Regions from separate parts of the Homo sapiens genome. Here all the other regions are linked to region 1. Evidence: chromatin loops called from intact Hi-C (ENCODE). Cell type or tissue: OCI-LY7. All regions are shown on one strand. Region 1 holds the start of LOC107986246 (a long non-coding RNA gene). Region 2 has its middle 63 kb from the start of ZNF732. Region 3 overlaps GAK (cyclin G associated kinase).

Region 1 (8,000 bases):
CCCACCTGCTCACGCCTCCACGGAGAGCACTAACACTGCAGCGACCCCCGGGCCCCGCCCACCTGCTCACGCCTCCACGGAGAGCACTAACACTGCAGCGACCCCCGGGCCCCGCCCACCTGCTCACGCCTCCACGGGAGCACTAACACTGCAGCGACCCCCGGGCCCCGCCCACCTGCTCACGCCTCCACGGAGAGCACTAACACTGCAGCGACCCCGGGGCCCCGCCCACCTGCTCACGCCTCCACGGAGAGCACTAACACTGCAGCGACCCCCGGGCCCCGCCCACCTGCTCACGCCTCCACGGCGAGCACTAACACTGCAGCGACCCCGGGGCCCCGCCCACCTGCTCACGCCTCCACGGCGAGCACTAACACTGCAGCGACCCCCGGGCCCCGCCCACCTGCTCACGCCTCCACGGAGAGCACTAACACTGCAGCGACCCCCGGGCCCCGCCCACCTGCTCACGCCTCCACGGCGAACACTAACACTGCAGCGACCCCGGGGCCCCGCCCACCTGCTCACGCCTCCACGGCGAGCACTAACACTGCAGCGACCCCCGGGCCCCGCCCACCTGCTCACGCCTCCACGGAGAGCACTAACACTGCAGCGACCCCCGGGCCCCGCCCACCTGCTCACGCCTCCACGGAGAGCACTAACACTGCAGCGACCCCCGGGCCCCGCCCACCTGCTCACGCCTCCACGGAGAGCACTAACACTGCAGCGACCCCCGGGCCCCGCCCACCTGCTCACGCCTCCACGGCGAGCACTAACACTGCAGCGACCCCGGGGCCCCGCCCACCTGCTCACGCCTCCACGGAGAGCACTAACACTGCAGCGACCCCCGGGCCCCGCCCACCTGCTCACGCCTCCACGGAGAGCACTAACACTGCAGCGACCCCCGGGCCCCGCCCACCTGCTCACGCCTCCACGGCGAGCACTAACACTGCAGCGACCCCCGGGCCCCGCCCACCTGCTCACGCCTCCACGGCGAACACTAACACTGCAGCGACCCCCGGGCCCCGCCCACCTGCTCACGCCTCCACGGCGAGCACTAACACTGCAGCGACCCCGGGCCCCGCCCACCTGCTCACGCCTCCACGGCGAGCACTAACACTGCAGCGACCCCGGGCCCCGCCCACCTGCTCACGCCTCCACGGCGAGCACTAACACTGCAGCGACCCCGGGGCCCCGCCCACCTGCTCACGCCTCCACGGCGAGCACTAACACTGCAGCGACCCCCGGGGCCCCGCCCACCTGCTCACGCCTCCACGGAGAGCACTAACACTGCAGCGACCCCCGGGCCCCGCCCACCTGCTCACGCCTCCACGGAGAGCACTAACACTGCAGCGACCCCCGGGCCCCGCCCACCTGCTCACGCCTCCACGGCGAGCACTAACACTGCAGCGACCCCGGGGCCCCGCCCACCTGCTCACGCCTCCACGGCGAACACTAACACTGCAGCGACCCCCGGGCCCCGCCCACCTGCTCACGCCTCCACGGCGAACACTAACACTGCAGCGACCCCCGGGCCCCGCCCACCTGCTCACGCCTCCACGGCGAACACTAACACTGCAGCGACCCCCGGGCCCCGCCCACCTGCTCGTCGCTGCGGTGGTAGTCGTTGTCCTCCTCCGGCTTCTCCTCCGCGGCCTCTTTGTTTGAACTGTCGTCTGCTTTGGTTTCACCTTTTAGCACAAACAGAACATAGCGCACCATGAAATCCAAACTGTCAAGCCATTTAAAAAACTACACTGTACTCCAAATGCCGTCAAAAATTCACTCCATTAAGAGACTCTGGACCCCCGGAGCGGAGTAAGCGTCAAAGGAAAGCCGTCCGCAAAGTGTCTGCAGGGGTCTCCCCAGGATGCAGAACGGGCGTGTGGGCCTGTGGGGTGCAGGCGTGGGGAGCACAGGAGACAGAGACGGGGCAGCCGGAGCCGGCGTGGGACACAGACACGCTCCGCACTGGCCACATGGCCAGGCCCGCCCGGAGCTGCTCAGTGCTGACCACATCAGCCCCTCGATCTGAAAGCCTTCTCCTAAAAATCCACTGTTTCAACACCGCTTTTAAAATGAAAACTTCCCCTCAGGTAAAAGGGTTCTGACAGGACTGCTTGGTTCCCAGACTCGCTTCCTAACCACGCCTCATGGCTGTGCTTCCTGGGACCCGCAAAGCCGTGGGGGTGACAGAGCCAGGCCCCTCCCACCCTCCAACTGTCACAGACGCCCGGAGGAGCCTAAACATTTCCTAAGAGTTGGTGTGGTCCATTAGGAAAATAAAATGTCCTCAAGACATGAACGTTTGTTGTGATACCCTCAGATTTCAACATACCATTCCCTTTACACAGAAACCAAACCATTATTTTGCCATTTTACAGTAAAGCAAGCCAAGTGAAGTCTCAGGAAGTTCACCTTCCACTACTCTTTCCACAGGCCTTCTGAACCCTGACCTCTGCCCCCCAGACACTCTCGGGGGGCCCTCCTGCTCTCCCCTGCTGGCTTTTCCCCTCTGCCCACGTTCCCACTGGTACCAGGAGTGAGGAGGAACGCCTTGAACCCTAACCGCCCCACACCCTCAGGTTCCCCCACGTTCTCCCGTGAGTGCGTGTGGGAGGGGCCGGCAGACAGCGCCAGCTCTTTAAGAAAAGGCCTCATGCAGGGGATTCCCGGGGCTTCTGGATGGGCACGCAGGGCACTCACCATTCCGATGGGAATCTAAGTGCTGTTTTGCAGAGCAGGTCTCCCCCTTGATGTCTCCCGGCACCTCCATGCCCAATTTGTGATAGAACTCCCTCTGCTTTCTCATTTCCGCTGCGGAAAATCAACACACAGTCTTTCATCTCACAGGCAGTGGATTCTATTAAACTTCTGTTCATAAACATCACATAAAGAAAATTAGGGATTTGCATTATGAAGTTTGAAGGCTACTAATAAGAAAGCAGCAAATTAAGACTGAGATGTTTTGGGGGCTCAGCACAGCGGGAAGCGCACCCCCCGGGCACCCGCCCCACCAACCCACGTGGGACGTTGAGTCGCAGACCGGCTGCTCCAGGCCTAGGACAGGCACGGGGCCTGGGAAACCCAGGTGCGGGACTGTCATCCCCACCTCAGCCACTGCCTGTGAGTGTCCAATGGCGCAGAACCACCCGTCACCAGGGGTTGATAAACACTGTGGCCACAGCAGTGCCATGCCAGACATCATTGCTGACCTCACGGCTGAGCCAGTGGACTGCCTGGACACCCGCAGCTCAGAGATGAACCTGCCACTGGGTTCCCCCCACGCTCCTGCGCAGTGGCAGATCCTGCCGGCTCACAGGTACCCAAGGCCACCACTGAGGAACCCCAAGAGAGCCCTCGAGGGCCCGAGAGCCCCGGGGACCATGTGTCCCAGGCGCCTGAGTCCACAGCCTGCAGGGAGGGCTGCTCACAGCTATGAGCTCTGGCACCCCGTTGCCTGGCAGTGGGTTAAGAGCGCCCCCTGGTGTCTGTGGCCACAGCCACAGGCACAAATTCCAGGGAGGAGACTGCCCGGCGGCAGACGGGCCGCAGCATCCTCACCCACACCTGCCATTGGGTCACCTCTGGCCGGACCAGAGGAGGCCTGACCCTCCAGGGATGGCCAGCAAGAGCTGGCCAGAACCTCGCAGGTTCCAGGGAAAAGCAAACAGACTCTCGGCAAAGGCCCCCTAAGGGTGACCTTAGTTCACACCCAGGGGACACAGTGGACGACGTGGGTCACTGCTCGGGAACACACAGTAGGTAGCAAAGAAAGGTTAGAAAAAAGCTGCTCAAACCGCAACCCAGACATCACTCTGAAAAGTAACGTATGTGCTACGTGACCAAGGAATTCTTCACCAAACTTTTTATCCACGATTTCCTCCCTACATACCATGAGCTCGGCCAGGCCAGGGAAACGCTCTGGGCATACCCCAACCTACACAGCTGCCTCACAAACACCAACCGTGCAGGGACCAATGCCCGCGTGAGGCAACGAGCTTGGACAGAGAGGAGGATGCCCCGTGAGCCTGGGCAGAGAGAGGAGGGGACCCCGAGAGCCTGGGGAGAGAGGAGGGGACCCTGAGAGCCTGGGCAGAGAGAGGAGGGGACCCCGAGAGCCTGGGGAGAGAGAGAGGAGGGGACCCCGAGAGCCTGGGCAGAGAGAGGAGGGGACCCTGAGAGCCAAGGGGATAGGTGGGGCCGGCCGCAGGTGGATGGAGTGCTGGAGCCTCACAAGGGAAATGCTGAAAGATTAGCCTGGAGAATCTGAGAGCAGCTTGAAAGAAAATGTTTCCCTTAAATAATCACATCCCAGCAGCTGGAATGGAGGCCTGCAAGACAGGGGCTGACAGCAGGAGGCTGTTCCCATCAGTCTGCAGAAGAGCCGTGACGGGAACAACAGGCCACATAGGTCCGTGCAAAGGAGAGAGCCCCACGGACACAGTGGAAAGCAACTCAGCTTCAGACCCTGACCCTTGGCTCTAGTTCCCATTTCTTTAATTTTCACCTGTAAGAATAAAGAAGGATTAAAAATAGCAGCACTCAGTGTCAGGTGTATACAGGCACTGAAACATTTATTGGGGCCGGGCGCGGTGGCTCACACCTGTCATCCCAGCACTGTGGGAGGCTGAGGCGGGCGGATCATGAGGTCAGGAGTTCGAGACCAGCCTGGCCAACATGGTGAAACCCCCGTCTCTACTAAAAATACAAAAAATTAGCCAGGCATGGTGGCACCTGCCTGTAATCCCAGCTACTCAGGAGGCTGAGACAGGACAACTGTGTGAACCTGGGAGGCGGAGGTTGCAGTGAGCTGAGATCGTGCCACTGCACTCAGCCTGGGCAACAAGAGCAAAACTCCGTCTCAAAAATGATTGAATAAATAAATAAATAAGAGCTCACTGTCTCTGGACATTGCTCTTGAGCTGCGGCAGTCCAGCCTGATCTGAGGAGCTCACTGTTGGCATAACGCTAACGAATCAGCCAATTGGAAGCTTATTCTGACTACAGCCATATCTTCATTTTCACTTCTGAGAAGAAATTCTGCTGTGATGAGACATTCCATTTTAAATTTTCAGCATTTTGTAAACACTGCTTTCCTGTGAGTAGGGAATATTGCTGGTGTCTAAATACTGCTTTCCTGTGAGTGGGGATATTGCTGGTGTTGAGTCAGTGACTCCATCGTCGGCTGTTTGCTCTCAGCATAGCTACAGTATGACGGATGAGAAAGTCGGTGCTTTGCCATCAACAATGACAGTTCAACAACAAAATAATCCAGAGTTCACTGCGGCTTCGAAGTGCAGCCCTGAAAGTCCCCTTTTCTCCTTTCCTCGTTCTGACGTCGTCATGAAAACGTCCCAATGCAGTGACGATGAGTTCCAGCCACGGTGCAGAGGGCTGCCCAAAGCCACCGGCAGGCAGGCAGCACACTCCTGGCACACACTCAGCTGCACCACGGACGGGCTTACGGGTGAAGGCGACCACAGCTGAGCCAGTGGGGCTGGTTCCAACCAGGCTACGCACCATGAAATTTCAATTCTTAAATTATCACATCATAAAATACGCTGCTTTTGATTTTTTCCAACTATTTAAAAATGTAAAGAAACATTCTTAGCTCATGGGATCCTCCTGCCTCGGCCTCCCACAGTGCTAGGGTTACAGGCATGAGACACTGTGTCCGGCCCCCACGTTTCTAAAGCAAGAGGTGACAGGCATGTTCAGGATCCATGGAAAGAGGACTGGTGAGTGCGTGAGCCCCACAGCCCTCACCAGGAACGGACAGGAGCCTGGCACACCAAAGACCATGACACGCCCACCGAGTGAAAGAGCCCAGAGTGGGCTGAGACTGAGAATGGACACTTTGATAAATGTTTTAAACATGTTGCCTCTACGAAGACAGGTTTCTAAAATAATTTATAAAAACAAAAAGAAACAACAAACCACTAAAAACCTAACCCCACCTCTGATCTAGCAGGGAACTCTCTTCCAGCAAGCCCCCACCATGTGGGGGTGCGGGGACAGCGTTGAGGGCCTGCCCGGAGTCCAGGTGGGAGGGGCAGGACCGTGTTGGCGTCTCCTCCAAAACAGACACCTGGACCCTCAAGGGCTGACACCTCGCCTCACCACTGCATCCTCGCAGCTAACGCGCGTTTCAGGAAGAGGCCTCTGGTCGGAGAAATGAGGTTTGCAATTGTCTGCACCACAGATAAAACTAAACAAATTGCAAGTAGCCTCCATCAAGAAAATAGGTGCACTGCTAATAGTTTTAAAGTTAGAATCCTCCTGCTAAAGAGCCACAAATGACTGAAAGCTTGAGAAACAACAAGAAAAAGAATATTGACTCAACGGAAAATATGGTGGCCAGAGACAGGAGCTGGTCAGGGAGGCGGCTCGGGGCCACCGTGCCCTGGGGGTGTCAATCTGGAGCACTCCGGAACCTCTTGCCTCTCGACTTCTTCAACGTAGAGTGGAGTTGGCAGCGTCCACACCGGACAAGAGCGTGCTGAGGTGGACGAGAACATACAACCTGCTCCAGGCTGGACGCACACTCCAACTAACACGTGGAGACGAGCGATGGAACGGAGGTGGCATGCAGATCTCAGTGCCACCCGGCTCAGCACATGGACGACACCTGCCCTGATGGATGCCCAGAAGCGGGCTTCCCAAAAACACGGGTGGAACGCACCCAGGTCCACTGCCGCAGGACAACCCAGGACAATGGGAAGGCAGAGGCAGGAACCAGAAGGAGGCCCGTGAGTCAGTGGTATTCTCTGGATCCTGATTGGAATAAACAAAAACAGGCTGGGTGTGGGGGCTCACACCTGTAATCCCAGCACTTTGGGAGGCCAAGGCAGGAGGACTGCTTGAGCCCAGGAGTTCAAGACCAGCCTGGGCAACACAGCAAAACCCTATCCCTACAAAAAATTAGCCAGGATGGAGGTGCTTGCCTGTAGTTCCAGCTACCTGGCAGGCTGAGGTGGGAGAATCACTGGAGCCCGGGAGGTTGAGGCTACAGTGAGCTGTGATAGCACCACTGAACTCCAGCCTGGGCAGCAGAGACCAGGTCTCAAAATAAATAAAGAAATAAACAACAACCAAAAAGCACCGCATTTATGAGACAACTAGAAATGTCAGCACTGAGTGGCTATTTGGTATTAAGGAATCTCTACTATTTTCCTAAACATTATCAAGGTATTGTGGTTATGAGCTTTAAGAAGAACCCTTATCTTTTGGGGATACGTACTGCAGCCTTTACAGATCAAAGGCCACGGGGTGAGGCTGAGGGAGCAGCAGGTGCAGCAAGGACGGCCACGCCTAGAAACTGCTGGCGGGGGGTGGTGGTCACAAAACTCGAGGTTCCTGCCCCGATCCCGCCCACTGCTAAGCGTTTGAAACGCTCCAGTGCACACTTTATTTATTTATTTATTTTTTTGAGACGGAGTCTTGCTCTGTCGCCCAGCCTGGAGTGCAGTGGCGCGATCTCAGCTCACTGCAACCTCTGCCTCCCGGGTTCAAGCGATTCTCCTGCCTCAGCCTGCTGAGTAGCTGGGATTACAGGCACCTGACACCACGCCCGACTAATTTTTTTTTTTTTTTTGTATTTTTGGTAGAGACAGGGTTTCACTATGTTGGTCTGGCTGGTCTCAAACTCTTGACCTGATGATCCACCCGCCTCGGCCTCCCAAAGTGCTGGGATTACAGGCGTGAGCCACTGCACCCGGCCACAAACGTTTCTTAAAGTGTCAGCACTGGCGGGGGTCACAAAACTTGGGGTCCCGCCCCGATCCCGCCCACTGCTACGCGTCTGAAACACTCGGTGCAAACGTTTCTTAAGGTGTCAGCATTTAACTCGAATGTATCCTTTGCCTTTTCTCAGGACTAAAAAACTTTCAGATATTAAAAGACTAATTGTTTCTATCTACGTTTACTCAGGAAATCTAAATTCTTCCTGCATGAATGAACTCTGTGAGTAGGGAAGAAGCCTCTAACAGTATGATTCTCTG
Region 2 (8,000 bases), 500 kb after region 1:
CTGGAAACAATACAAATGGCCCTTTAGAGATCAGTATTAGATTTTTAAAATGTGACATATACATATAATGAAATATTATTTCATTTTAAAACAGAAAGATATTCTGACACATCTTACAAAAACAAAGCCTGAGAACATTACATTATATAAAATAGTCAAAAAGAAACAGACATTATATAATTACACTAATAAGAATATGGAAATCAGCCAAAATTATAGAAACAGTAAGTAAAACGGTGTTCTTCAGGAGCTGAAGAAAAAGAAAAAAAGGGCAGTTTATTGTTTATAACGTATTAAATTTTACTTTTGTAAGATAAAATTAATCTAGAGATCCATTGCAGAAAAAAAAAAAGTAAACGTACTTAATACCACTAGACTGTATGCTTGAAAATCTTTAATGTAGGGAAGAGAGAGATCAGACTGTTTACTGTGTCTATGTAGAAAAGGAAGACATAAGAAACCCCATTTTGATCTGTATTTTGAATAATGATGTTCAAAATTCTCTGTTGGAGAATGTGCAGTAGCAAAAATCAAAAGTTGGAGTGGGGTCAAGTGACCTATTCTATTTAACTTGTGCTCAGTGAATTTTTTCTTCAACTAATTTAATTTTTTAAGTTGCTTCTGGAGTTAATGTTCTTTTACTATTCAATTTCGGATCCCCTCTTTAGAGAACAAATTTGACATGGCATAAGTAGGGACGCCTAGAGTTGGCCAAATTTAATTAATATCTCCTAGCAACTTTTGAAAGTCATTTAATGTTTTTACAGTGAGCCAAGATCCCGCCATTGCACTCCAGCCTGGGTGACAAGAACGAGACTCCATCTCAAAAAAAAAAAAAAAAAAAGAAAAAGAAAAAGAAACTCATTTAATGTTTTAAATGTGTCTTTTCTTATTTCTGTTTTTTGTGGTTTAATTTTCTTTTCCTCTACATGCATCCCTAAGTAATGGAAAGGAGTAGAGGTTTGAATCTTATCAGATGCTCTTGTCAGTCCTGGGTTGGCAACCTCTGCAGAAATGTGTAACAGTCAATTAATTTCTCTCTTGTTTCTGCAGCACACAAAATATCAACATAATGATATAACAGTCTGAAAACTTGTCTGTAACTTGTTGAAGAACTTCAGCTACAAAAGTCTGACAAATAGTTGGACTATTAAGCATTCCCTGAGGCAACACTTTCCACTGAATTCTGGTGGCTGGTTATTATTTATGGCTGGTGTAGTAAAAGCAAATTTTTCAAAATCCTGTTTTGCCAGAGAAATGGTAAAAAAGCAATCCTTCTGATCAATTATAATTAAAGGCCAATCTTTGGTGATCCTGGCCAGATAGGGCAACCTGGGTTGGAGAGCCCCCATGGGTTGAATTACAGCATTAATAGCTCTTAAGTCAGTCAGCATGCGCCATCTGCCGGATTTTTTCTGAATTACAAACAGGAGAATTCCACGGCGAAAATGAAGGCTCACTATGTCCCTTTTCTAATCGTTCCTTTGCGAGTAAGTGTAAAGCCTCCAGCTTTTGTTTTGGTAGAGGCCAATGATTTACCCATACAGGTTTTTCTGTTTTCCAAGTCAACGGAATGGGTTTTGGAGGCTCTAGAGTGGCCACTCCTAAAAAGGATACCGTATTCCTTTTCTTTCTTGATTTCCCTCAACCTCAGTTGGGACTTTAATGCTGCCTCCATTCTTCCCTAGTCCCCTTTTAGGGAGATATCCCATTTTACTCATGATTTTTTTGACTCATGGGGCTGTATAGGGAGGCTGGGATAGTAATCTCTGCATGCCACTGTTCTAACAAGTCTCGGCCCCATAAGTTGATTTGAATAGAAGTGATCATGGGTTGAACTGTACTTTCTTGATTATCAGGTCCTAGACAATGTAAAATCATGGCACTTTGATACACTTCTGAGGCGGTGCCCACACCGACAAATCCTGTAACAGGCTTTTGTTTAGGCCAATTTTTTGGCCATCTATTTAAGGCAATGATAGAGACATCAGCCCCGGTATCCACTAATCTTTCAAACTGCTTTTCCTGAATAGTGACTGTACACACGGGTCTATCCTCTGAGACCCGATTATCCCAATAAGCAGCTTTTCCGGCAGGGTTGGTACTTCCAAACCCTCCTGTTCTGTTTTCTTTTCCCCAATTTGAATATAAGGCAAAAGCAGTATTTGAGCAATTCTATCATCACCTGGATTGTCGCTCCAGGGAACAGTGGAGCTGATCACTAACTGAATTTCCCCTTTATAATTTGAATCAATTACCCCAGTATGAATTTGGACTCCCTTCAAATTTAGACTTGATCTCCCTAAAATAAGGCCTACTGTCCCTTCTGGCAGTGGGCCATATGCCCCTGTAGGAGGAATCTTTTGTTGGGGCTCTCCAGGGAGTAAAGAGACCATTTGAGCGGCACATAAATCTGCTGTGCTGCCTGCTGTGGCAGGGGACAGCTGTTGTATTGTTGTAATCGGTTGACTCCCTGAAGTGGTGGTATTTGCTGTGGGGGTTGTCCCTGAAAACCCTGAGGAACAAACAGCTGAATAAGGAATGCACCAGTTTGTGGCGGGGCCTGAGACTGGCCCCTCTTCCCATTTCCCGACAATGGTTGCCGATTTTTATCAAATTTAGAATGACATTGATTAGCCCAATGTTTTTCTTTTCCACGTCTTGGACACAGGCCAGGTGGCTCTTTATTTTTTGCTGTAATAGCTTATTATATTCTGTTTATTTAGGACTGGGCAGTTCTTTTTTAGATGACCAATTTGAACACAATTATAATATTTTCCCCCAAATGTTCTAACTTGTCCTCCTAAAGTGACCCCCGTCATTGCTCGAGCCATTAGCATAGCCTTATGCATAGCTCCTCCAATCCCATCACAAGCCTTCACATATTCTATAATTACATCAATTCCTGCTGGAACTTTTCCTTTTAATGGCTTTATGGCCAACTGACATTCTGGATTTGCATTCGATAGGCCATTAATTCTACAATAACTTTTTGGGTGTTATCATCTGTAATAGATTTTTGAGCAGCATCTTGCAATCTTGCCACAAAGTCAGGATATGGCTCTTTAGAGCCTTGTCTAATTGAATTAAAAGAAGGGCAGGCTGTTCCTGGGTCCTGAATTTTTTCCCAGGCCCTGAGGCAAATAGCCCTTACTTGTTCAATAGCCTCATTCTGCATTACTGATTTTTGGTTAATGGTGCTCCACTTTGGACCTGTTCCTAACAATTGGTCTACATCTATATTAACAGTGGGATTTGTAGCCTGATTTTTTCGTACCTGTTCTTGTACTCCATTCCATCAATCCACCAGGTTTTAAACTGTAAATGAGAGGGTGAAAGGGAAGATTTAGCCAAAATTTCCCAATCATAAGGAATAAGTCTATTTCCATGAACAATGGAATCTAATAATGTTCTCATGTAAGGGGAGTTGGGTCCATATTGTTTATAACTCCTTTCTTCATATCTTTTAACATTTTCAAGGTGAAAGATTCATATCTAGCCTCAGCTTGGGTAGGCACTCCTACTTGTCTCTTCCCCGGCTGGTACCGGTTGTAAAATTACTGGGAACTGCCATGCCTCAAGATCTCCCTGTTTTCTGGCTTAATCAATGATTTCATACAGTGTGCTACATTGTCCACTAGGTGGTGCTGTAGGATTAAGCGCCACCGCCGTGGGTTGCTGAAGCTGAGATAAGAGGCATATTTACTTTCAGTTTGTCCCATCGTTACCCTGGGTTCCTTTGAGCGCACAAGCTTACCGCAAGGCTGACCGTGGATGTACTCAGGAATCTCTCGTCGACTTGTCCTCACTGCTCATGTTCTTAGCGTACCTTCACCCTAGAGAAAGGCACCCACGTTGGGTGGCAGATGAAGGCGTGGCCTGCCCCTCCACACCTGTGGGTATTTCTCATCAGGTGGTATGAGAGACTGAGAAAAGAAATAAGACACAGACACAAAGTATAGAGAAAGAACAGTGGGCCCAGGAGACCGGTGCTCAACATACGGAGGACCTGCACCGGCACCAGTCTCTGAGTTTCCTCAGTGTTTGTTTATTAATTACTATTTTCACTATCTCAGCAAGGGGAATGTGGCAGGAAAACAGGGTGACAGTGGGGAGAAGGTCAGCAAGAAAACATGTGAGCAAAGGGATCTGTGTCACAAATAAGTTCAAGGGAAGGTACTATGCCTGGATGTGCACGTAGGCCAGATTTATGTTTCTCTCCACCCAAACATCTCAGTGTAGCAAAGAGTAACAGAGCAGCATTGCCACCAGCATATCTTGCCTCCAGCCACAGGGCGGTTTTCTCCTATCTCAGAATAGAATAAATGTATGATCGGGTTTTACACTGAGACATTGCGTTCCCAGGGGCATGCAGGAGACAGAGGCCTTCCTCTTATCTCAACTGCAAGAGGCCTTCCTCTTTTACTAATCGTCCTCAGCACAGACCCTTTATGGGTGTCAGGCTGGGGGATGGTCAGGTCTTTCCCTTCCCACGAGGCCATATCTCAGGCTGTCTCAGTTGGGGGAAACCTTGAACAATACCCAGGCTTTCTTGGGCAGATGTCCTTGCGGCTTACCGCAGTGCATTGTGCCCCTGGTTAATTGAGAATGGAGAATGGTGATGACTTTTACCAAGCATACTGCCTGTAAACATATTGTTAACAAGGCATGGCCTTCACAGCCCTAGATCCCTTAAACCTTGATTCCATACAGCACATGTTTCTGTGAGCACAGGGTTGGGGCTAAAGTTACAGATTAACAGCATCTCAAGGCAAAACAATTGTTCAAAAGACAGATCAAAATGGAGTTTGTTATGTTTTCCTTTTCTACATAGACACAGTAACAGTCTGATCTCTCTTTCTTTTCCCTGGCATTTTCATGTTTTTCATCACAATTAAATATTTAGATCTACCTAAAAAGGTTACAGTCTTTAAAAATCACCTTCAAGTAAGAAAAGTGTTTCTCTCACAGAATAACATAATAAAATAATAGATGGTAATTTTACACTGACTACTCACCCACACAAGAAAACAATGATGAACACCCAAGTAAATAAATACTTTATTTATTTATTTATTTTTTTGAGATGGAGTCTTGCTCTGTCACCCAGGCTGGAGTGCAGTGGTGCGATCTCGGCTCACTGCAAGCTCCACCTCCCGGGTTCACGCCATTCTCCCGCCTCAGCCTCCTGAGTAGCTGGGACTACAGGCAACCACCACCACGCCTGGCCCAATTTTGTTTTTGTATTTTTAGTAGAAATGGGGTTTCCCCATGTTAGCCAGGATGGTCTCGATCTCCTGACCTTGTGATCCGCCCGCCTCGGCCTCCGAAAGTGCTGGGATTACAGGCGTGAGCCACTGTGCCTGGCTGATAAATAATTTATAAACAACGTAGGGGCAATATATATACAGGCAAATACCACATAGATAACTTTCTTGGCAAGAGAAATGTCTGATTTATATATATGTTTTTTAATTTGCTCGAAGTGAAACCCAATGATATTTATTTGAATTAAACACCACATGGTCATAAGAGGTAGAGAGGTTGTTGTTGTTGTTGTTGTTTTGAGACATTGTTTCACACTTGTTGCCCAGGCTGGTGGGCAATGTTGCAATCTTGGCTCACTGAAACCTCCGCCTCCTGGGTTCAAGTGATTCTCCTGCCTCAGCCTCCCAAGTAGCTGGGATTACAGGCATGCGTCACTACGCCTGGCTAATTTTGTGTTTTTAGTAGAGACAGGGTTTCTCCACATTGGTCAGGCTGGTCTTGAACTCCTGGCCTTATGATCTGCCCGCCTTGAGTTCCCAAAGTGCTGGGATTACAGGCATGAGACACTGCCCCTGGCCAAGGTACAGGGTTTAAAGTTACCATACAAATATAAAGATTAAAAACAAACCACTAAAATGGGGTTGAAAACAAGAATAAAAATTTCTGACCTTTAAAATATTGAATATCATATAGATGTATCATAAAAACAATCCTTTACAGTTTTCAACTGTGACTATGTACTTATGAAGAGCTGGCATTTTGAATCTTTGGCATTCAAGGTACAGCAATAAAAGAAAATAATCTCAATAATTAATAAAATGCTCTGATGAGAATGAGGCATTTCAATACATTTACTTATTCCACAATTTGAAAATTTAAGCATTTTATTTCAGACATTTTGAATTTGAAATAAAAAATATTTGACACAGAACAATCAAAGTAAAACATACAAGGGGAGTGACATAGCAAGATGGCAGAATAGGAGGTTCTCTACCTAAATCTTATATGGTTATAAAAAAATGCAGCAGTTATGCCCTGGCAAATGAACCTTTATAGGAACTTTGGAATCCATGTCAAAAGGTGTAAACCCAAGACAGGAGGGCTGTATTGAGAGGGCATGCCCTTGCTTGAGTGGCATGCTTGCCCATCATAGTCCCAGCTACAAAATAAAATATGATTAATTCTCATTGTAAGTATAGCTGTAGGCCATTTGGTTTTGTTTATGCCACTAGCACCATCTGCCAAGACACCAAGGAGGATTCATAATGTCCTGTGTCTCAGGTGAAAGGACTTTAGATGTTGCTCCTCTCTGTAGTCTCCTAATTAGCCCCTTGCACACATCTATCATGATGTGGAAGAAATCCTGCACATGCAGGAACCGACAGAAACATCCATCTGTGCCCCTGGATGTAGGCTTGCCGATATTTATTTAATGGTGGATCTTGATGTGGCACTATCATCTGGCTCCCAGTCCATGAAACCAAAGTCCAGAAGCAGTTTTTCCTAACCTGGGACCTGCCAAAAAACACACCTATATGTGCCCCTGTAGGCATGCTGGCTGACTTTATTCCCACTGTGAATCTTGAAGCAGTCCTAAAACCCAGCTCCAGTCCCAAAACCTACCTCCAGTCCCAAAACCTACCTCCAGTCCCTGTCAACTAAAGTCTGGGAGCAGTCCTGCCCACCCAGGAATCTGGAGGGAGAAATGCCGTGAACCCAGAAACAAACCTGAAGACTTTGGTCTCAGCTGTGTATCCTGAAGCAGCCCTATGAATCAGTTCCACACCCTCTCAGCTGTGACCAAGGGTCAGTACTTCTCATCTAGGAATCTGTCCAATGACTGGGTTAGAAGATTTCTAAAAACCCAGCAAGAGCCACACAGCAGAAGCCATACCTGCTCACATGGATTATATCAGCTCTGTCATCTGCATATACAACTGGAGACTTTTTTTTCTCAGCACCAGTCTTACTGATCAAGATCCTGAAGAAAGTTCAGTCTTCCTAGAAAATAGACAGAATCCACAACAGTCTGATGCCCTAATAACAGGTCTGCCAAGCATGAACTTCACTGTGATCCAGATCCAATGCACCTTACTGCAAACTCACTGGAAATCTCATCAGCACAGAGATCCAATAGGAGAAAATATTTACCACCCCAAACTAATCTATAATGACTGCAAGAGATATTTACTCCTTCAGATGCAAGGACATAAAAACAAGGCATCACAGACCATGAAAGATCAGGCAAATGTAACACCACCAAAAGAAACTAAAAATTCTCTAGTAACCACTTACAGTAAAACACAGATCTAAAAAATGGCTAAGAATTCAAAATAATTATCTTAAAGAATCTCAATGAGATGCAAAAAAACCACACATTACTAAATTTTTTTTGCAACAACGTATGAACAGAATCACAATTATAATAAAGAGAAACCATTAAAACAGAACCAGTTAGATATGCTGGAGCTGAAGTACACAATAGGAGATCTAAAATATTTAAGAGAAAGCTTTAACAGGAGACTCCGTTATACAGGAAAAAAAAAATCAGCAAATGTAAAAGTTATTTGAAAGTTCCTAGTTAGAATTTAAAAAAAGAATGCGAGTGAATAAAGCATTTGTCCCCCATATTTCATAATCAATGGTAAGGATGTACAATTTTAGGAGGTTCATGAGAAAGAAAAAAATTTTTAAATTGTTTAAAGATATAATGTCTTAAATTCTTCCCAATC
Region 3 (8,000 bases), 150 kb before region 1:
AGCAGCGGAGCTGGTGCATGGGGCCGACTGGCCTGAGGTCATCCCGGGGCATAGTGTGCGGGACAGGCTGCCCCTCAGTCTGCTGTGCATTTGGAAAGCTGCACGGAAGTGGTGCAACATAAAAAATACTGTTTGTGGGATGCAACTTTTCCTTTGAAATGTTTGTATTTTTTCAGATCACGAGGAATACAACACCAATGTATAGAACACCAGAAATCATAGACTTGTATTCCAACTTCCCGATCGGCGAGAAGCAGGATATCTGGGTGAGGTCTGGCGCCTCTCAGTGGCAGTGCCTGGCTCCGTGCGCCCTACTTAACCTGAGGCGGCGTGGGCCGGGCACCTGCCACTCGGAACTGGCCTGCCTCCTCCACCCCCTCTTCCCCTCCCGTCCCCTTTTCTTTTTCCTTTCCTTAAGAATCACTGTGGCTGCCACTGTTTTTTTGGGTTTTTTTGGAGACAGGGTCTTCCTCTGTCACCCAGGCTGGAGTGCAGTGGTGTGACCTCGGCTCAGGCTCACCGCAGCCTCCCGCCCCTGGGCTCAAGGGATCCTCCCACCTCAGCCTCCCGAGTAGCTGGGACCACAGGTGCTCACCACCATGCCCGGCTATTATTTTGTATTTTTGGTAGAAGGGGTGGTCTCACCATGTCGCCCAGGCCGGTCTCGAACTCCTGAGCTCAAGCGGTCCACCTGCCTCAGCCTCCCAAAGTGCTGCGATTACAGGCTTGAGCCACTGCACCCTGCCCAACCTTGACTACTTCTAATAGGGATGAGTCGAGTAGCAGTTGGGGGCGTCCTGTGCGGCTGGGTCTGCCTGAGGCTCCCCTCGGCCCCGTCCATGGCTTGTTGTGCATCTGGCCCTGAGTGCCTTGGCCCAGGAGTGTCCCTGCCACACCCCAGCCTTGCTGCGCTCAGAGCCAGGCCAGAGTGAGGGCTGAGCCTGATGGCTGGGGTGGTCTCCTGCGTCCTCCCTCATCCCTGCATCTCTCCAAGGCCATGTCCCCATTGACCGAGGGTGACCACGCGTGGAGGGTGTCCTGCCTTGTGGTTCTTTTGACGTCCCCTTACCCCGTCATTCAGCCACCAGGTGCGGCAGTTGGCCCTCCGTAGTGTATTTGCCTACGGACCGGGTCAGCCGTGCCATCAGCCACAGCACATGGGCTGAAGGCTGAGACAGCACGTGGGGCTGCAGGCTGAGACAGTATGTGGGCTGTAGGCTGAGGCCCTGTGTCCCTTGAGGAGTGTGGAAGGATGGGGCCACGTGTGTGGTCATTGCCTGTGTTCTTGGCCCACCCTGGTGACTGGTCCTCTGCACATCCCGCACGAGGACACTCCTGGCCGGCTCTTGCTCGGCCTGGGGTCCCGGTGTGAGCTCTTACTCTTGGCTGGATAAGATCCTGATGCCGAAGTAATCACCAGTCCCTTCTCTGGGCTCACATATTGGGTGATTGACGAGAAGTCGCTGATTGTTCAAGGCCAGTTCTGCGAAAATCCTGAGCAGACTGAGGAGGCTGCTTCCTGCAGCTTCTGCCCTGTGCCCTACACCCTGCATATGGGGTCAGTTCTGAAAAGTGGGTCTCTGCTGTTGCCAAGGACAGGACAGGTGCCTTGCCCCTCGCATAGCACACAGCAGGGTCTGTGCTGGTCCCACCAGCTCATAGATCTTCAGTGCATGAGTGTGGGAACCCCGGAATTTTGAAAGGAACCTTTATTTATTTATTTATTTATTTATTTATTTATTTATTTGAGACAGAGTCTCGCTTTGTTGCTAGGCTGGAGGGCAGTGGCGCGATCTCGGCGCACTGCAACCTCTGCCTCCCGGGTTCAAGCAGTTCTTTGCCTCAGCCTCCTGAGTAGCTGGGACTACAGGCATGCACCACCACGCCTGGCTAATTTTTGTATTTTTAGTAGAGACGGGATTTCACCATGTTGGCCAGGCTGGTCTTGAACTCCTGACCTTGTCATCCACCCGCCTCGGCCTCCCAAAGTGCTGGGATTACAGGCGTGAGCCACTGCGCCCGGCCTGAACGGAACTTTTTAATCTTAAGAGCCTAGAGTCCGTTTAACACTGTCACCTGGACAGTTCTTTGCGGTGAATAGAAGTGGAGCATCCAGGCCTCCCCGTGCCGTGGGAAGCACGCCGCCAGCTCCGCACAGTCAAGTGATGTTTGTGTAACCACCGACTATACCCCTAGGATCCCCAAGGAAGGAGCCACCCCTCGGCCAGTCACCATGTCTGCGGTGCTCCTCTCACGCCCTTGTCCCCTTGGGCTCGGGCATCACCCCTGCTCTCCCCTCAGACCTGGGAGTCACCCCTGCACTCCCCGCAGGCCCAGGAGTCACCCCTGCGCTCCCCACGGCTCCGACGTCACCCCTGCATTCCCCGCAGGCCTGGGTGTCACCCCTGCACTCCCCACAGGCCCAGGCGTCACCCCTGCGCTCCCCACGGCCCCAACGTCACCCCTGCGCTCCCCGCGGCCCGGGTGTCACCCCTGTTGTTCCCGCAGGCCCCGGTGTCACCCCTGCATTTCCCATGTTCCCGATATCACCCCTGTGTTCCCTGCAGTCCCCAGTGTCACCCCTGCGCTCCCCACGGCTCCGATGTCACCCCTGCATTCCCCGTGGGCCTGGGCATCACCCCTGCTCTCCCCGCAGGCCCAGGCGTCACCCCTGCGCTCCCCGTGGGCCTAGGCATCACCCCTGCTCTCCCCGCAGGCCCTGGGCTGCATCTTGTACCTGCTGTGCTTCCGGCAGCACCCTTTTGAGGATGGAGCGAAACTTCGAATAGTCAATGGGAAGTACTCGATCCCCCCGCACGACACGCAGTACACGGTCTTCCACAGCCTCATCCGTAAGTCCCGGTGGAATGCGTGCGTGGGGCAGGACCCTGGAGCACAGACCCCGCGTGGCTCTGGAGACCCCGCTCCCCTTGGGGCACTGCTCACCTGGCCCCACTCCCGCCCGTCACCATAGTTTTGACAACATCCCTGGGGGGGGGGTTTCCAGAGAGCTCCCCTGCCGCCCACCCCGCTGGTGAATTTGCGGTGCTCTGAGTGGTGATTTTTGATCATTTTGTTCGGTTTTTGTTCTTCCCTTTGCCGCTCCCTTCTTGCTTCTGACGTCACTGATGTGTGTAGAGGGAGTGGCCTCTGGTGGTCTGTGACCTCTGCCAGTGCAGGGGGTGCTGACCCGCCTGGGGAACCGTGGGGCCGAGCGCGCTGTGCTTCTGCTGCAGGCGCCATGCTGCAGGTGAACCCGGAGGAGCGGCTGTCCATCGCCGAGGTGGTGCACCAGCTGCAGGAGATCGCGGCCGCCCGCAACGTGAACCCCAAGTCTCCCATCACAGAGGTGAGGGAGGCACACGTGAGCCCCAAATCCCCCGCAGTGGTGAAGGAGGCACACATGAGCCCCAGATCCCCCGCAGAGGGGAGGGAGGCACATGTGAGCCCCAGATCCCCTGCAGAAGGGAGGGAGGCACACGTGAACCCTAAGTCTCCTATCACAGAGGGGAGGGAGGCACACGTGAGCCCCAGATCCCCCGCAGAGGGGAGGGAGGCACATGTGAACCCCAAGTCTCCTATCACAGAGGGGCGGGAGGCACACCTGAACCCCAAGTTTCCTATCACAGAGGGGAGGGAGGCACATGTGAGCCCCAAATCCCCCCACAGAGAGGAGGGTGGCATGTGGCTGTGCTGCTTCGTCCGGACCCTGCACCCTGGGGGTCTCTGCCCACTTCAGTGGGGAGCCACAAGCTCTTGAGGGCCCTGGGCTCCTGCAGGAGCAGGGTCACCACCGCAGCCCAGGGCCGAGACCCCGGGGGCATGCTGGGACCATTGCCAAGGTCTTCGCACTCTGCACGCGCTCCTCTGGCCTCCTTGAGGTTTGCAGGCGCCTTTCTAGATTCTTCCCCTGACAGGACAGCATGAATTGCTCCTGTGTCTTTGTTTCTGGGGTCTGGTGTCCAAGCCAGGTCAGCCAGCCCTCAGCTCTGGGCGTCCTGGGGTGTCCTGAGTTGCTCTGCGTCTGTGTTTCTGACCCTCAGCTCAGCTCTGGGCGTCCTGGTTGCAGTTGTGTCAGGGCTGGGCCTGGCCAGGGTCCACTCCCAGGCACCGGTGGCTGCTGGCAGCATCAGGGCCTGGGGGCTGGGAGACTGAGGCCCACAGGGCCGTGTGCTTTGTGGAAGTGTGAGGCCTGGGAGGGAGCAGCACGTGTTGGCTGGAAGATGCTTTCCTCAGAGTCTTTTCTGACCCAGCCGTGGACAGGGTGCAGCATCTCCATCACCAGATCCTCGAGGCAGAGCAGACACGCGGCCCGGCCCTCACCCACGGGGAGCAGGGAGGCCCCTGGGCATCCCAGCTCAGGGCCCAGTCAGGACACGCAGGGCCCCTCTGCAGATCTCGCAGGGGTCTGTGTCCAAGGACCCAGGACTCTTGGCTCCTGCATTTTGTCCCCTTTTCAGCCCTTGGGTCGTTTCCACTCCCTGGTAGCTGGAAGCCGGAACTTCCAGGGGCCACTGCAGTGGAGCTGACCCAGGCGGTGGGTGTGGAGCGTGGGGAGAAGGTCAGAGCTGCTGCCCGGAGTCCCTGTCTGAGGACAGGACCCTGTGGGACAAGGAAGGTTTGGGCTGTGTGGAGGGTTTGCAGTTCCTTGGGGGCCGCGTGGGTACAGAGACCTGGGAGCAGGGAAGTGCTGGGAAGCCCAGTGCAGACGGGGAGAGGCTGTGGTGCCCCTCTCTGGCGGCCATCATGGTGGGTGCACCAGCAGAGGGAGCCCTGGTGCTGGGTGCTGGAAGCATTTTGAGGTGTGGGGCGCTCTGAGGCGGGAGAGTTGATGTCACTGGTGGCCTCTCAGCAAGCTTCCCTGGGGCTGTCAGAGAGCGGCAGGAAGGGATCACTCCTGGGCCGTCCTGCTCTTTAGCAGCCTGGGCCTCGTGTCCCCCTCGCTTGGTGGCTCTTTACAGAAAATGCCTGCCCACTCCCCCGGAGGTCACAGAGGACAGTGGGCTCGCAGGGGGGTGTGGGCCTCTTGCTTTGTCGAGTGCGCTGGAGGGATTCTTGATGGGGCGGGAGGAGGTGCCGCTGGGCAGATGGGCAGAATCAGGCCCCTAGTGATGGGGCGGGGTCCTCAGTGCTTCTCATCTGAGTGCTTCTAGGCCGGGACCCCGTGGGGACAGACGTTAGACCCCTGCTTAAGCCAACCGACTCCCCCAGAAAACACAGTCCATGATGGAGCTGAGTTCACAATGAAATAAAATACTGCCCCCAGGAGGTAGTGAGCCTCACAGGGTGGCCCCCAGAACCCAGGAGCTGAAGTGATGGAACATCCTGGGACAGACAGGCCATGTGTCTGCTTAATATGGTTGGGCATGCGAGGTGGAGGCTGCAGTGAGCCCAGATCATGCCACTGCACTCCAGCCTGGGAGACAGAGTGAGACTCCGTTTCAAAAAAAAAAAAAAGAAAAAAAGCCTGGGTGCAGTGGCTCACGCCTGTAATCCTAGCACTTTGGGAAGCCGAGGCAGGCGAATTGCCTCAGCTCAGGAGTTCAAGACCAGCCTGGGCAACGTGGTGAAACCCCATCTCTACTAAAATACAAAACAAATTAGCCAGGCGTGGTGGCGCATGCCTGTAGTCCCAGCTACTCTGGGAGGCTGAGGCAGGAGAATTGCTTGAACTCATGAGGCGGAGGTTGCGGTGAGCTGAGATCGTGCCACAGCCCTCCAGCACTGCAGCCTGGGTCACAGAGCAAGACTCTGTCTCTACCAAAAAAAAAAAAAAAAATGTTGGTTGGACAGACTGGGAAGAGAGAGAAAAGGAAAAGGAACAGAAGCTGTAGCCCAAGAGTCTGAAAAGCTGGGCTGGAGTGCTGAGCACCTGCAACAGCCCCAAGCGAGGCAGGCCGCGGGGTGAGGGGATGAGGGCTGCGTGCGTTTGTTGAGTTCCAGCTGATGCTTCAGCCTGTGGGAAGTTCCTCCCTTGCACTGTGTCATAGATCAGGGGGCAGAAGGATGGGCTCTGAGGGCACCCATACCGTACCTCTGCCCGACGTGGGCAGGCGTGAGTTGTCAGTTTAGAGAACTGACCTCTGCATTTTCATTGTCACAGCTCCTGGAGCAGAATGGAGGCTACGGGAGCGCCACACTGTCCCGAGGGCCACCCCCTCCCGTGGGCCCCGCTGGCAGTGGCTACAGTGGAGGTGAGTGCCCTGTCCTGTGCCCGCCACCTGTCCCTCGCTCCTGCTGCACCCCGGGCACCCGCAGCACATTGGGATGGAGTCTGGGGTCCTTCTCTCCCGGGGCCTCCTCTCCCACCAGAGATGACTGTGAGGTCAGGGTCCCTGAGCACACCCTCAGGTTCGGCAGTTCCCTGGGGCTCACAGAGCTCAGCAAAGCTGGTGTCTTGGTGCAGTTCAGGAGGGGGTCAGGATTCGGACTAAAGCCAGCCAAGGGAAGAGGCTCCAGGGCAGGGCCCAGGAGACCGGGCCCGAGTGACCAGGCGGCCTCGCTCAGGGGTTATGTGGGAGGCAGCCTGCGCCGTGGCCAAGACCCCAGCATAGATCACATTGTCGTGTCTGGCACAGCCCAAGGCCCCAGGGAAACAGACACCCCTTTTGGGGCTGGAGGGGGCATCCCAGGTTCCTTCCCAGGAGCTGGGAATGAAGGGCCAGGCCTGCTGTGGGCAAGGTGAACCATTTACTACAGTAGCGACCCTGAGGCCAGGGGGCAGGAGCAGGCATTGGACAGTGGAGGGCGGTGGGGGAAGACAGTTCTGCCGCTAGTGTGAGGTGGCCCCTTCTGCCGCATGAGGAGTGGGCACCTGTGATGGGCCTGGGTGTCCCTGGAGGGCCCTCAGCTGGTGAGGAGTGGAGAGGGCCCTGGAGACAGACGCTGCATGCTCTTGGAACTCCGTGCCGGGAGTGTTCCAGAAGGTTCCGGGTGAGCCGTCGAGGACATGGCCCTGACAGGCAGCGGCTGGGTCTGCAGCTCTGCATGGCGCTGACCCCTCCCGACCTCGCCCCGCATCCCCACTGCGGTGTGGGAGGTTTCACCTGGGTCCTTCACCTCCGCTTCCCAGGGAGGAGCTCAGCTCCATGTCTGGGGCACCCCGGTCCGTGCAGTGTGGGTCCCACACATGCAGGTGTAGTGGCTGGCTGGGTCTCTGCTGGCTGGAGGAAGGGTGAGTCCTCGAGCTGCTGGGTTCTGCAGTGCCCCCATCTGCTCGGTGCTGCCTGGGCCTCGGTCTCCTGTCTGCATGAGGGACTTTGGCCAGGTGTTTTTTTTTTAACACCACTTGTGCCACCAAAGCCGCCTGTGAAGACCTCACTCGCAGGACCCACCAGGCCAGGGGCCACCACTCTGCCTTCACGTCCAGGGTCATGGTGGCCTGAAGCTGTGGCCGTGAGGCCGGACTATCCCCACAGACAGAGTCCCAGCCCCAGCTGTGCTGAGGCGGCCACATAGCCCTTCCGCACCCAGATTGACCATTTCCTGGGTCTCTGGAAAGGCTGAGGACAGGGTAGACCTGCCAGTGCTGAGGCCTGGCTTCCCGCTGGGTACGTGTGGGTCAGGGGCCTGGCCATACCACCCACTCCCTGCTCCTGCTGCCTGGGCCCAGCCAGCAACCTGCACCTGGGGAGGTGGGACCGAGCGCCTGGGGAGGTGGGACCGAGCGCCTGGGGCCTGGGCCCAGCCAGCAACCCGCACCTGGGGAGGTGGGACCGAGCACCTGGGGCCTGCTGAGACTGTGTCTCCCTGCAGGCCTGGCGCTGGCGGAGTACGACCAGCCGTATGGCGGCTTCCTGGACATTCTGCGGGGTGGGACAGAGCGGCTCTTCACCAACCTCAAGGACACCTCCTCCAAGGTCATCCAGTCCGTCGCTAAGTGAGTGTGAGGCTCCAGAGCCCTGGACCTGCCGCACGCTCGTTCCAGGCTGCAGCCCCGGCCCTTGCTTCCTGGCTGCGGTGGAACAGCTGGTCATCAGGCCCCACAGGGGCCCCTGAGG

The links. Peaks named below come from ENCODE experiments on the same cell type or tissue, not always from the same donor. Only the 100,000 strongest peaks of a DNase experiment are listed, where the experiment ranks them.
Region 2: it touches region 1 in a loop (8-fold over the local background); 4 of 110 quality-filtered maps call a loop at or near these places.
Region 3: it touches region 1 in a loop (5-fold over the local background); 4 of 110 quality-filtered maps call a loop at or near these places.

The regions. Positions count from the first base shown.
Region 1 is chr4:738,288-746,287 of GRCh38, reverse strand. It overlaps PCGF3 (polycomb group ring finger 3), which reads right to left. Exons shown (of 11, transcript NM_006315.7): 7 at 2,704-2,814; 8 at 1,600-1,688. It overlaps LOC107986246 (a long non-coding RNA gene), which reads right to left and starts at 6,861. Exons shown (of 2, transcript XR_001741543.2): 1 at 6,344-6,861; 2 at 4,549-5,581. It overlaps LOC124900644 (a long non-coding RNA gene), which reads right to left and starts at 127. Exons shown (of 2, transcript XR_007057987.1): 1 at 1-127. RefSeq lists a silencer at 3,511-3,600. In OCI-LY7, CTCF peaks have their summits at 3,284 and 3,483 (motif pointing left); DNase peaks (open chromatin) are centred at 3,457 and 7,327; H3K27ac peaks cover 470 bases.
Region 2 is chr4:238,069-246,068 of GRCh38, reverse strand. It overlaps the pseudogene ZNF876P. Among named protein-coding and RNA genes, the nearest start is that of ZNF732, 63 kb to the left of the region's middle. In OCI-LY7, CTCF peaks have their summits at 1,204, 1,408 (motif pointing left) and 3,639 (motif pointing right); DNase peaks (open chromatin) are centred at 1,378 and 3,648; H3K4me3 peaks cover 401 bases.
Region 3 is chr4:888,726-896,725 of GRCh38, reverse strand. GAK (cyclin G associated kinase) reads left to right here. Exons shown (of 28, transcript NM_005255.4): 7 at 177-266; 8 at 2,717-2,852; 9 at 3,237-3,349; 10 at 6,104-6,194; 11 at 7,756-7,879. Among named protein-coding and RNA genes, the nearest start is that of GAK, 40 kb to the left of the region's middle. In OCI-LY7, CTCF peaks have their summits at 279 and 4,761 (motif pointing right); a DNase peak (open chromatin) is centred at 4,785.